Linked DNA regions of Homo sapiens: region 1 is linked to region 2. Evidence: chromatin contacts called from ENCODE Hi-C or POLR2A ChIA-PET data. All regions are on one chromosome and are shown on one strand. The core of a region is the stretch at or near the end of the contact, and the rest is flanking DNA. Distances in the headings are between cores, read along the strand shown. Region 1 overlaps ALK (ALK receptor tyrosine kinase). Region 2 overlaps ALK (ALK receptor tyrosine kinase).

Region 1 (6,485 bases), core at 929-3,428, 56 kb after region 2:
TTTCTCTTGTGTATCTAGTGGGTCATTATATCTCTGAACATATATTAAAATAGACGGAATAGATTCAAGCAGCTTTTACTGGGGCACTGTGCTAAGAGCTTTCATCCACATTAAATCATTTAACCAATCCTCTATGAGGACGTCCAGATTTCTTCAGAAACCAGGATGCCAGATAGAATAATTTTTTGATGGATGGAGTCCATTACCAGTTTAGGCCATGAGCCCAGGTGATTGAAAAAGCATTAATCAGGCTATTGTCCTGGTGTTGCCACTCTCTCCAATTTTTAAACCTCCTGCTACTAATGGAGATATTATCTGACTCTCCTGATGATAAAAGAATTATCTCATCAAATCACCACATGATTATCAGGATTGCAGCCTTGCTTTTTCACCAGTTCCAGAACATCACTTAATTTTTAAACTACAGCGTTGGCTGGTGTCCTTTGTGTTTTTGTGTATGCTTTGTTTTACCTCCAAAGACTTCTGGCCGTATGATTTGTATTTAAAGCTAGATGTCAAGTGTGTGCATGGTGTGTGACAGACAGAGAAGGAGAACCTCGCCTCCCCTTCATCTCCTCCTTCACCTGTCTTTACTTCACTCTGAGACCACCAAGTCAAACTCCGTTTGTAAATTTACTTCCCAAATCTGAGCTCTTAGAAGTTCTCACCTAGTTCAAGCCCTCCCTGGAGATATGGAGAATAAAACAGGGTTGGTGGTGGGCTGTAGGGCTCCCCAGTTCCCTTCTGTGCAGTCCAATAGCAGAGAATGAGTCAGAATAGGCATGAGGCAGTCTCTCTGGCATGAACTCCAGGCCCATTTTAAATAACGCATCTAAATGTTAATGCACACTTAAGACAACAGTGCAGCTCATACTCTTCCCAAATTGATTCATTTTGCAGTGGGCCTGATGCAATTTACTCAGTATAAAAATGTCTCTGGCAATTAGGGGAACAAAGGGGCAAAGCTGGCAGGCTACAGGGATGACAAACAAAGCAAGATGATGTGAAAGCTGGGGCCAGAATTGAATTTCTTTCCGAATCAGACATTTTTGGGAATGTCAATAGCAAACAAGAAAGGCCTTCTTTGCCTGCAAGAAAAACTTGAGGATTCTCCATTCAGAAAAAAGAATCAAATAGTCTAAGAAATGGTTTTAGTGAAATGCTACAGCAGCTTTCATGGTTCCTAACGGTGTCAACTTTAGGTGGCTGGGGTTCAAACGCAGAATAAAGCTAGCGAAAGGGTGAGCCAGGCTTAAGCCACATCAGCGGGTGGAGGTTCCAGATCACTGAAGAACAAGTCCCCTGACCCCTTTGCTGGTAAGAATCCCTCTGAACAATATGGCTGTGGCAACTATGCTGTAGAAGAGACTAAAATCACTTAGCCTGGGAAAACAAGTGAAGAAGAGATATAAAAACTATCCTCAAAGGGAAGACAGACTGCCTTGTTAGGAGAAAGTAAGCTTCCTCTGTATGACTCTAGAGGACAAATAGAGGATCAACCAGATCATGGTGAAATAGGAGAAGGAACTATCATGTGTTGGGTGCTGATATGATTCTAGGTGCTTTGTATGCATTATCATAGTACTACTTCATAGGGAAACTGTAGTATTAAATGAAATCATATGTCTTTGTATTAAGAACATGGTAAATACTCTATACACATTGGCTATCGTTGTTAAAAGCATTATTTTCACAAAGAGCCTACAAGGTAAGCAGGTATTACTATTGCCATTTTGTGTATAAAACACAAGAGGTTTGGAGATATTGAATAACTTTTTAGAGACAGTCATTACCTTTCCAAAGTTACAAAGCCAAGGGGATATCAGCAAGTTCTACCTGGGAGCTAAAGCTGCTGTACAATGGGGTGATCTGTTTTGCAAGGTGGTGAGCATTCTACTGCTGGAGTCAGGCAAGTCAAAGCCAGATGGGCTTTGGAAGAGCCTCTTGCATTGTTTTGGGGTAGGGGATAAAGAATTTGAATTCAATTACTTTTAAGGTTCATTTCTGGTTCATGATTCCATGATTGAAATATTTTTCAAGTTCTGCTAGCTAGATTATGCCTTTAACCCACAAACAGTCATGTAGGATTGTGAAATTGGAGAGGCAGTCATGGGTGAAGGCCAAGAACTAAGGACCTTGGGTATATGATGAAATACAGGAGTTTTTATTTCCATCTGATTTCTGGCTTTGCCAACAACCACATTTTCTGGCTCACATCCCACACACAATGTACCTGCTGCCACCACCTCCTGGAACCCTGGAGACTGTCCGTAAGTTAGACAAGGTGGCAGAGGTTAAACAAGAAAGTTGATAGACAAGTGAGGCTTTTTAGAAATGGAAGTCATCTGGATCTACTGAGAGGATGAGCCAATGGTCACTAGGAAGCTCCCAGGGCAGGTGACCAGGCCACTGCGAGAAAGGCTGGAAGACTCCAGATAGGGAAATCACTCTGAGGCCTGCAGGTGAACATCCAGCAGACTGCCGATTAGAATTTCATGCAGTCACAGAGAAATTTTAGTCCTAAGACAGAGAAACAAAATCATGGAGGGAATATTTAGGAAACAGTTGGACAGAATGTAATTGGAATTCATCTTAGATTATCTGAAAAGATAAAACACTCAACAGAAGTCAGTGTGGTTAAGTGGTGATGTAAAGACTAGTAAACTAAGGAGAAGGAGGAATTGGGGGAAAATTACTAAGTAGAAGTCCTGACTGGAAGAACAGGAAATATGCAGGAAATAGCTCAGGAAATTAGAGGAACTAAAAGGCACACACGGACAGGGCAATCACCAAGCATGGGAACCACCTCATTTCCAAGACTAACATAGGCCAGCATTTGCTCGGCAGTGTAGGATGGTTAAGGCCACAAATGGAGATAACCCAGGCTGAAGACAGTCCTTCGATTGGAGGTTGAGTAGAAGGAAGTGAGTCGTTATGAAGAACAGAGATGGAATTTTGGTCAAGAGCATTATAGATGCATTCTTAAAACCATGTCGCAAGTTTTCAAAGAGTTTCTGGTCCAATTAATTTGGGAATTTGTTCATTTCATAAGCATTTATTGACTGTGAGACAAGTACTGTGCTAGGCATTGCAGATACAGTGATAAATAATGCCCATCCCTATTCTTGGGGTACCTGGTTGGTGAGGAAGACATGTGAAAGAACAAATGTGGCCCAGGGCTGTGAGAACACTCATAGAGATGTGGAACAGGCAGCAAATGGTGGTGCAATCAGCTCTGCTCACAGAAGGTCTGGGGTCTCAAGAAAGGCTTTGTGGAAAAGGAGCTAAGAGATTCCTTCTTGGAGGAGAAGACCTATTGTTCTTGATGGTCGGGAAGGTGAGGGAAGGCAAAATGGCTTGAACTGGCTTGCTTCACTTGGGGGCAACTGTGGGTAGTTTGATACAAACGAATCATGGGTCCAGAGAAATGGGGTGAGCCAGGCTCAGGAGGGGTGAGGCTTGATCAGTGGCTTTGAGTGCCATACTAATAAACAGCTCAGACTTGATCCTGGGTTTCACAGGGATCCCCTAAAGGATTTGAGGCTGAAGATTAACAGCCCGTGATATTCACTTGTCAGTTCTCTCATCCGGGTCTTCATTTATTCCAACATGGGGCTTCCTGATGGCCAGGAGAAGTCACTGAGATGATCATTCTAGGACTGCAAGGAACGTCCCACAGAATGAACAGCACAATGCAAAATACCAATTTGACTGTGGGTTCTCCTTCACACTCCTTTTGGTGAATTGAAAGCCTGGATCACACAGTGGGGCTAAGAAAAAAGCAGCATGGCCCACAGGTCTTTCCTTAGACTCCCATTATGTGTGCATCATTTGAGCTAAGTTGCCCTATAGGGTGGAGCAAGGTCCTGGATCCTCAGGTAACCTGGTGCCCTCAGGTGAGTGATCTGAAGAAACATCTTCAGCTTCTGGCAATGGTAGGTCTCATGCCCTGGGCTCAGCCTGCTCTCAGTGGCCTCCCCTAGGGACCCTCCCTTTTCTCACCACCACAAGACTTCCCCACTGGCAGGGGGAACACAATCAGTCATTGGAAAGGAGTGGGAACACTCATTCACTGAGCTTACTGATGTAAGATTCTCCCAGGAATAGACATTGCACCAAATCTTTGTGTAGACTTTGTGAAGCCCTTTAAATTCAAAATCCCAAGGCTGCTATGGCTCTTCACTAAGGCTCTGAACCATAAGAGAATGCATTTCTGTAAAAGCAAGGAGTTTAGCCAGGCATATGTGTGTCGTTCCCTAAATAAAACAAAGAGGAAAAGGCAAACTTAGAAACAGGCCAAGTAATGAGAAAGAAGGAGGTTTGCTTTGAGGCTGGGCATGAATGCAGAGGGGAACTGGGCTACTAAGTGGGTCATGGTGTTTCCTCACTCTTGGGCCATCAGCTCCAGTTGCCTGGACAGTTTCCTTATGGCTCAAAGAGCTGGCAATTCCATCACCCGATTCCATCTCCTCAATGCAGACTTGGTTTTTGAAGGTGAAGGCAACTGGGTTGGAATGGAGCTTCAGAAGACAGGAGAGCGGAGGCCAGCCTTTCTGGATAGGCTCTCTATGACCTTCGGCAGTGCCAGACATAAGTCTCAGGACTGCCTGCTCTCTAAAACAGGCCTCTTCTGTGCATCAAAGCCTTATAACTTTGCCATTTATTGCGGACAGGAAGGACTGTATGCACACCATAGAAAAATGCAGCTGGGATTTATAAACAATAAATAATGGTTAATAATGATAAATAAATAAGACTGCATCCTTAATTATCAGCTGGCAATAGGGTAGTTACCATCCATAGAGTGGTGATTGGGAGCAGGGACAGTGGAGCTGGATTAGCTGGGCTCAGATCCAGTCTACTCCTTACAAGCTGTGCAACTCTAGGCAGGTTACTTAACCTCACTGAGCCTCAGCTTCCCCACTGTAAAAGTAGTAGTGCTAGGGCCTCCCTCACCAAGTGGTGGTACACATAATATTAGATGAGCTGACACATGCAAAGCACTTAGAACAATGCTGAGACCAGAGAGTAAGCATCAAGTGATTCTTCCTCTTTCTCTTCCTCATTATCATACAAATTACGGGGAATGAAGGAAGGGACGTGAATTCCTATCTGGGATGCCAGGTCCTGTCCCGTCCCCAGCCAGCAGCCTCATTCTCTCCCTGTCTTTCATGTGTTGGCACTTATGAGTCAACAGGGAGAGGACCCTGGGTCCCTGTTGACTGTAGGGAGAGACAAGCTGGTAACTGAATGGTCACAAGGCTACATGGTCAATGCTATTTGAGAAACCCTAAAAGGGCTTCTCAGAGGAGGGGACATTGCATGTGTAGGGGTTTTTGTAGTGGAAAAGGGGTTAAGGGCAGTCCACAAAGAACCCCCACCCCATCTCCATGGCTACTCTTCTTGCAAAGTGGGGACTGAAGGGACAACAGGCCATTCCTGGAGTCCTGGCTCATCCACTGAAACCCACTTGTGCTGGTGTAAAAAATAGTTGTATGCACAGATTGTCCATATAGGTACTTGGAGTTTTCGTTAGGGAAGAAGATACTACCAGAGAGAAAGTGAAAGCGAGGGGAGAGCCTGCACTCAGAGGGAGGTCTTCTGGGCATTTGCAGCAGGACATTTGCTACAAGAAGAGGTAGTGGTGATTGTGGGGCTTAGGGATGAGGCTTTGCTGTCTGAGGACTGCTTTTGTGGAGAGGGATGGGCTTTCTTGCTACATAAGCCAGTGGCCACAAACACATGAAAGTGAGCACTCAGAGAGCCAGGATAAGGAACCCCGGGCAGGAGGGGGAGGAAGAAACCAAGAGAATCACGTGGCCACAGCTCATCATCTGTGTCCTCAGGCGGTCCTTTGCACACGTGCACTCTCTGTGTGGAATGTCTTCCTCTCATCATCCACCTGACACCCCTTGCCCCTGCAGAGCCAGCTCAAGTGTCCTTCTCAGGGCTAGCTTGCCTGACAGCCACAAGCATTCCCATAGCACCCAATGCACAGCACCCATTACACCCCTTTCCTTATGGCCTCATAACTGTGTCTGTCGTCCAACTCCAAACCTTGTTCTGAGCCCCTGGAAGGCTGAATGAGCTTCCAGAGTCCAACCAGTGCCTGGGACTGAGCATGACTCATAGACATTTGTTGACAGAATGCATACATGAACTATGAGTGAATTTCTTGACACCAGTGTTCTATCACTAAAATTCTTGCACCTATTTTTACCATCTCCCTCCCCACTGGGAAACAGTGAGGCTCAGTAAACACTTCTGAGATGAGAAGTGTCTGTTTCTATGCATTTTGACTTCTCTTTGTATACAATATATATTTATCATTATGGGATTGGCCAAGATGCCATTCTGACAAGCACGGGGTTACAGGTATTCACAGTTCTCTCATCGTCCTGGTGTTCAATCCATCAAACATCCAGGGCAGAGTGAGAAAGCAAAAGCAGCAGCTCAAAAGAGCCTCACTACAAGCCTTCAGCTGT
Region 2 (5,597 bases), core at 1,510-4,009:
ATCAAAAGTTGGAAATGATTAAGCTTGGTAAGGAAGGCATGTTGAAAGCTGAGACAGACCAAAAGCTAGGCCTCTTGCACCAAATAGCCAAGTTGTGAATGCAAAGGAAAAGTTCTTGGAGGACTTTTAATAAAAAGTGTTACTCAAGGGAGCACACAAATGATAAGAAAAGTGAAACAGACTTATTGCTGCTGTGCAGAAAAGTTTCGGTGTTCTGAATAGGAGATCAAATCAGCCAAAATATTCTCTTCAGCCAAAGCCTAACCAAGAACAAGGCTCTAACTCTCTTCAGTTCCAGGAAGGCTGAGAGAGGCGAGGAAGCTGCAGAAGAAAAGTTTGAAGCTAGCAGAGGTTGGTTTATGAGGTTTAAGGCAACAAGCCATGTCCATAACATAAAAGTACAAAGTGAAGCAGCAAGTGCTGATGGAGAAGCTGCAGCAAGTTATCTAGAGATCTAGGTAAGATCACTGATGAAAGTGGCTACACTACACAACAGATTTTCAATATAGATTAAAACTTCCTTCTATTGAAAGATGCCATCTAGGACTTTCATAGCTAGAGAAGTCAATACCTGGCTTCAAAACTTAAAAGGACAGTCTGACTCTTTTGTTAAGGGCAAATGCAGCTGGTGACTTGTAAGTTACAAACAATATTCATTTACCATTCTGAAAATTGTGGGGCCCTTAAGAATTATGCTAAATCTACTCTGCCTGTGCCCTATAAATGTAACAACGAAGTCTGGATCACAATACATGGTTTACTAAATATTTTAAGTCCACTGTTCAGACCTATTGCTCAGAGAAAAAGATTCCTTTAAAAATATGCTTGTTGACAATGTACCTGGTTACACAAGGGCTCTGATGGAGCTGTATAAGGAAGTCAATATTGTATTCATTCCTGCTAACACAACATCCATTTTGCAGCCCATTGATCACGAAGTAATTTCAACTTTCAGTCTTATTATTTAATAAATGCATTCGTTAGGCTGTAAGTGCCATAGATAGTGATTCCTCTGATGGATCTGGGCAAAGCAAATGGAAACTCTTCTGGAAAAAAAAAAGGACCATTCTAGGTGTCATTAAGAATATTTTTGATTTGTAGCAGAGGTCGAAATATCAACATGGACAAGAGTTTAGAAGAAGTTGATTCCATCCCTCACGGATGACTTTGAGGGGTTTAAGACTTCATTGGAGAAAGCAACTGCAGGTGTGGTAGAAACAGCCAGAGAAGTAGAATTAGAAGGAGACTCCAAAGATGTGTCTGAATTGCTGCAATCTCATGATAAAATTTGAATGGAAGAGGAGTTGCTTTTTGTGGAAGAACAAAGAAAGTAGTATCTTGAAATCGAATCTATTCTTGGTGAAGATATTGTTAACATTGTTGAAATGACAAAAAGGATTTAAAATATTTCATAAACTTAGCTGATAAAGCAGTAGCAGGGTTTGAGAGGATTAACTCTAAATTTGAAAGAAGTTCTACTGTGGGTAAAACGCTATCAAACAACAACACATGCTACAGAAAACTCTTTCATAAAAGGAAGAGTTAGTTGATGCAGCGAACTTCATTGCTGTCATTTTTAAAATTGCCACAGCCATCCCACCCTTCAGCATCCACTACCCTGATTAGTCAACAGCCACCAACATTGAGGTCAGACCTGCCACGAGCTAAGAGATTCTGACTCACCGAAGGCTCAAATGATTGTTAGCATATTTTAGCAATAAAACATTTTCATATTAAGGTATGTACATTTTTTAGACATAATGCTATTGCACACTTAGTAAACAAAACTCATATGCACTGGAAAAACCAAACAATTTGTGTTACTTGCTTTACTGAGATACTTGCTTTATCGTGGTGGTCTGGAATATCTTAATGAGGTATGCCTGTACCATACTGAGAAGAAATGCAAGAGTTAAACTAGAGTCCTTTTAAAGCAATGGCTCCTTTTTGCTACAATGTGTCCTTGAAAACAGTGTTATAAAGCAAATCATTATAAAATGATTCCTATTTTCCCCATAGGAATTATGTCATAAAAAGGGTTATGCTGTTAACCAAAGACTTAGGATCCAATTAATTATAAATATAGCCAATAACAAGGCACAAGAGCAAAATGTAACATCATCTGAAATAATAAAATGATGATCCAAATCCTATAAAATGGGAATAAATATATAGAACATATTACAGCACATTTGGGCTGATTGTATAATCAAAGTAGTCTTATAACATATAATCGTAAAAACCTACACCATAAATCCGACCTAAGACTAACATGCTAACAATAATAAACCAAAAACATGTAATGAAGGATAATTTTATTTCCTTCTTTTAGACCTTAGATGGATTTTTACAGGATGGTTTAGATGCCCACTTCTCTTAACATGTGAAATACCCAAGGAAATTAGTGCTTACGTGCTCCCTTGTTTTGGATTGACTGTTGCAGCAAGAAGAAGGATTCCAGACATTCCATTCACTTGAAATACCACAGAAAATGATGACTGCTGTTCACAGTAGATATGGTATGTTTCATACTGAAAATATGTTTTAATATGAAAGTCTGTTCTTTGGTTTATTCAGAGCTCCTCAAAAACTTCTACTTTGGCTCATGAGGATTAACTGCTACAGGGATTGCTCTCATGTTACAAAGAAATAGAAAGCTGGAAATCTAGAAAAAATGGTGGGTTTCAGCCACTGAACAACAGACAGCACAAGACTTGAGAGAAGGGAAACAAGTGATCCTTGAGAGAAAGGAAACAAATGAAGTGACACTTATAATTTTTCCAGATTATTGCCTGGAGGCAGTTTCCAGGTTGCCATGCAGAGAGAATAAAACCAAACACAGCTTGGTGACTAAGTCAAGGTTGGGATGGGAGATGTAGGGGAGAGAGAGAATATGAGTGTTCTGGAAATCTGTAAAGGCGTCCCCTTGAGTCTTTGGCTGAGTACTAATTCATGCATGCATGAGGGAAAACTACCACCGGGCAAGGAAAGCAGTACCAGAAATCATCAGGCTGAACAATTCCTAGATCCAAGGCTATGAACAGTCTGTGTCCCAACCAGCCAAAGTAGGTAGATCTAGTTACTCATGGGTCATTCAGTAGAGCCCTCAGAAAAGTTACACTTTCCCAGTATTAGGATTAAATTAGTCCCACAATAAAGGCTACTCTGAGTCTGACACAGCAAAACTTAACAGCAATCTTTGAAACTATCAAACTGATTTACAAATTACTTAACTGCATGCCAGATCAAAATCCAACACTCTTTAAGGGAATATTAGCAAAATTCAGCCTTGATGATATAAAATCACAATGTCTAGTATCTAACCAAAAGTTACCAGGCATTCAAAAAAGAAGAAAATTGGACCTATAATTAAGAAGATAATCACTCAGTGGAAACAGAGATAGAAGTCAAAGCGATAATAGAATTTGATGATCTTAGAACAGCTTATTATAAACCTTATAAATATACTTACTAATATAAAGCAGGGGGCCAAAAACCTTTTCCATAAAGAACTGGAGTATAAATATGCAAATATTTTAGGCTTTGCAGGTCGTCAACTATTCAACTCTCCTGTTGAGTCATGAAAACAGCCATCATAATATACTGGCAAATGGGCATTATTGTGTTCAAACACAAATTTATTTATAAAAGCAAGTGGTAGAACAGAAGCCTGTGTGTGCCTTCATGTAAAGGAGACATGGGCAAATCAGGGGAAAAATGAAAGACTGAAACAGGCCCAGATGGAAATTTTTGAGATAAAAAATATACCGGATGGGACTAAAAGCAGATTAGAGAGTGTAGGGCAGTGGTTCTCAACAGGGGCCCGTTTTTTACTAGGGAACATTTGGTAATGTGAGGACGTGATTTTTGTTGTCAGAAATGAGGGGAAGGTGCTATTGGCATCCAATGGGTACAGACAAAGGATATTGCTAAGCATCCTATAATTCACAGGACAGCTCCCCCAACAAAGTATTAACTAGCACCAAGTGTTAATAGTGACAAAGTTGAGAAACCTTGTTGTAGAGGAACAGATCATTAGACTTGAAGACAAAGCAATAGAAACCATCCAAAATGAAGCTCAGAAAAAAAGACTGGAAAAAATTAACAGAATATCAGTGACAATGTCAGTCGAATATATGTGTAACTGGAATCCCAGAAGGGAGGATAACTCTTTGAAGAAATAATAGCACAAAGATTTCCAAATTTGTTGAAAACTTTAAGTTCACAGAGCCAAGATGCTTAACAAACCCCAATCTGAAGAAACGTAAAGAAAATTACATCAAGATCCATCATAATCTAAATGCTTAATATGAGTGATAAGAAGAAAATCTTAAGGTACCTAAACAAAAAGAGATACAATATATGCAGAGACCAAATATAAGAATGGCAGCAGACTCATTGTCAGAAGTCACACAGGTCAAAAGACAATAGAGCAATATCTTTAAAGTGTTAAAAGAAAAAAAGATTGTCAATTTAGGATTCTATATTCAACATAAACATCCTTTCAAAATGAAGAAAAATAGTTTTTTAGACAAAATTCTATAGGGACTTTCACTATAAGGAACGTTAAAAGTAGGCCAGGCATGGTGGCTCATGCTTATAATCCCAACACTTTGGGAGGCTGAGGCAGGTGGATCACTTGAGGTCAGGAGTTTGAGACCAGCCTGGCCAACATGGTGAAACTCTGTCTCTACTAAAAATATGAAAATTAACTGGGCGTAGTGGTGTGTGCCTGTAATCCCAGCTGCTCAGGAAGCTGAGGCATGAAAATCACTTGAACCTGGGAGGTGGAGGTTGCAGTGAGCTGAGATTGTGCCACTACCCTCCAACCTGGGCAACAGAACAAGGCTTCATTTCAAAAAAAAACAAAAACAAAAAAAGTTAAAAGTAGTTCTTCAGGCAGAAGGCAAATGATATCAGATGAAAAACTGGATCTACCTAAAGAAATGAAGAACGTCAGAAATGGCAAATATTTAGGCAAATTAAAAAACATTTTGTCTCACTTTTAATCCCTTTAAAAGATTTGAATGCTTAATGAAAAAATAATGGCAATATATTATGAGTTTATAACATATGTAGAATTAAAATGTATTACAATAATAGCACAAAGGCTGGGGGTAGAGATTGGAAATACAAGAATGTAAAGATCTTATACTATACATAGTCATATTATTTGAAGGCAGCTTGTCAGAAGTTTAAGATAAACATGAAAAACCCTAGAACACCCACCAAAATTATATTAAAAAAGAAAGATATAGTTAATAAAACATAGGTAAACTAAAATGGAATCACAAACAAATACTTCAGTAAACTGAAGCTCTTCATGGTTCCAGGGCTTCTGGACATCATGTGGCCTGATTTCTTCCTTCTTCTTTAAAAAGCCGTGAAAACACTAGTACAGACCTCAGAAAAGAATCTCCCAAGCCTCTGTGTTGACATCTTAGTTCCCGTCATCTATTGTTTCTATGTCCAGAGTCATGGGAACCACATACACACACACACTAACTCACACACATAGACACACACACACTCTCACACACTCACACTCACCAAGCTTTATCTGGAGAACACATTTCAAATATGCCTCACAAATATAT

The links. A loop is a pair of places that touch in the nucleus more often than their neighbours do. ChIA-PET counts read pairs that join two places held with the same protein, here RNA polymerase II (POLR2A). Pooled maps may share reads with other maps.
Region 1: a map of IMR-90 shows a loop between it and region 2 (2.2-fold over the local background). The contact joins two enhancer-like sites. A Hi-C loop is called at or near these places in 4 of 168 maps with a recorded cell type or tissue (IMR-90, astrocyte of the cerebellum, breast epithelium and 1 more) and 1 of 50 pooled maps. POLR2A ChIA-PET finds 5 or more read pairs at or near these places in 1 of 52 experiments (AG04449).

The regions. Positions count from the first base shown.
Region 1 is chr2:29,517,338-29,523,822 of GRCh38, forward strand. The region is part of intron 4 of ALK (ALK receptor tyrosine kinase); the gene reads right to left. Among named protein-coding and RNA genes, the nearest start is that of ALK, 400 kb to the right of the region's middle. RefSeq lists a silencer at 4,946-5,240. Within about 2 kb of position 2,179, at least 4 of the 41 ENCODE cell types and tissues checked have a DNase peak (open chromatin) inside an H3K27ac peak, as active enhancers do.
Region 2 is chr2:29,460,837-29,466,433 of GRCh38, forward strand. All of the region lies in intron 4 of ALK (ALK receptor tyrosine kinase), which reads right to left. Among named protein-coding and RNA genes, the nearest start is that of CLIP4, 350 kb to the left of the region's middle. Within about 2 kb of position 2,760, at least 2 of the 41 ENCODE cell types and tissues checked have a DNase peak (open chromatin) inside an H3K27ac peak, as active enhancers do.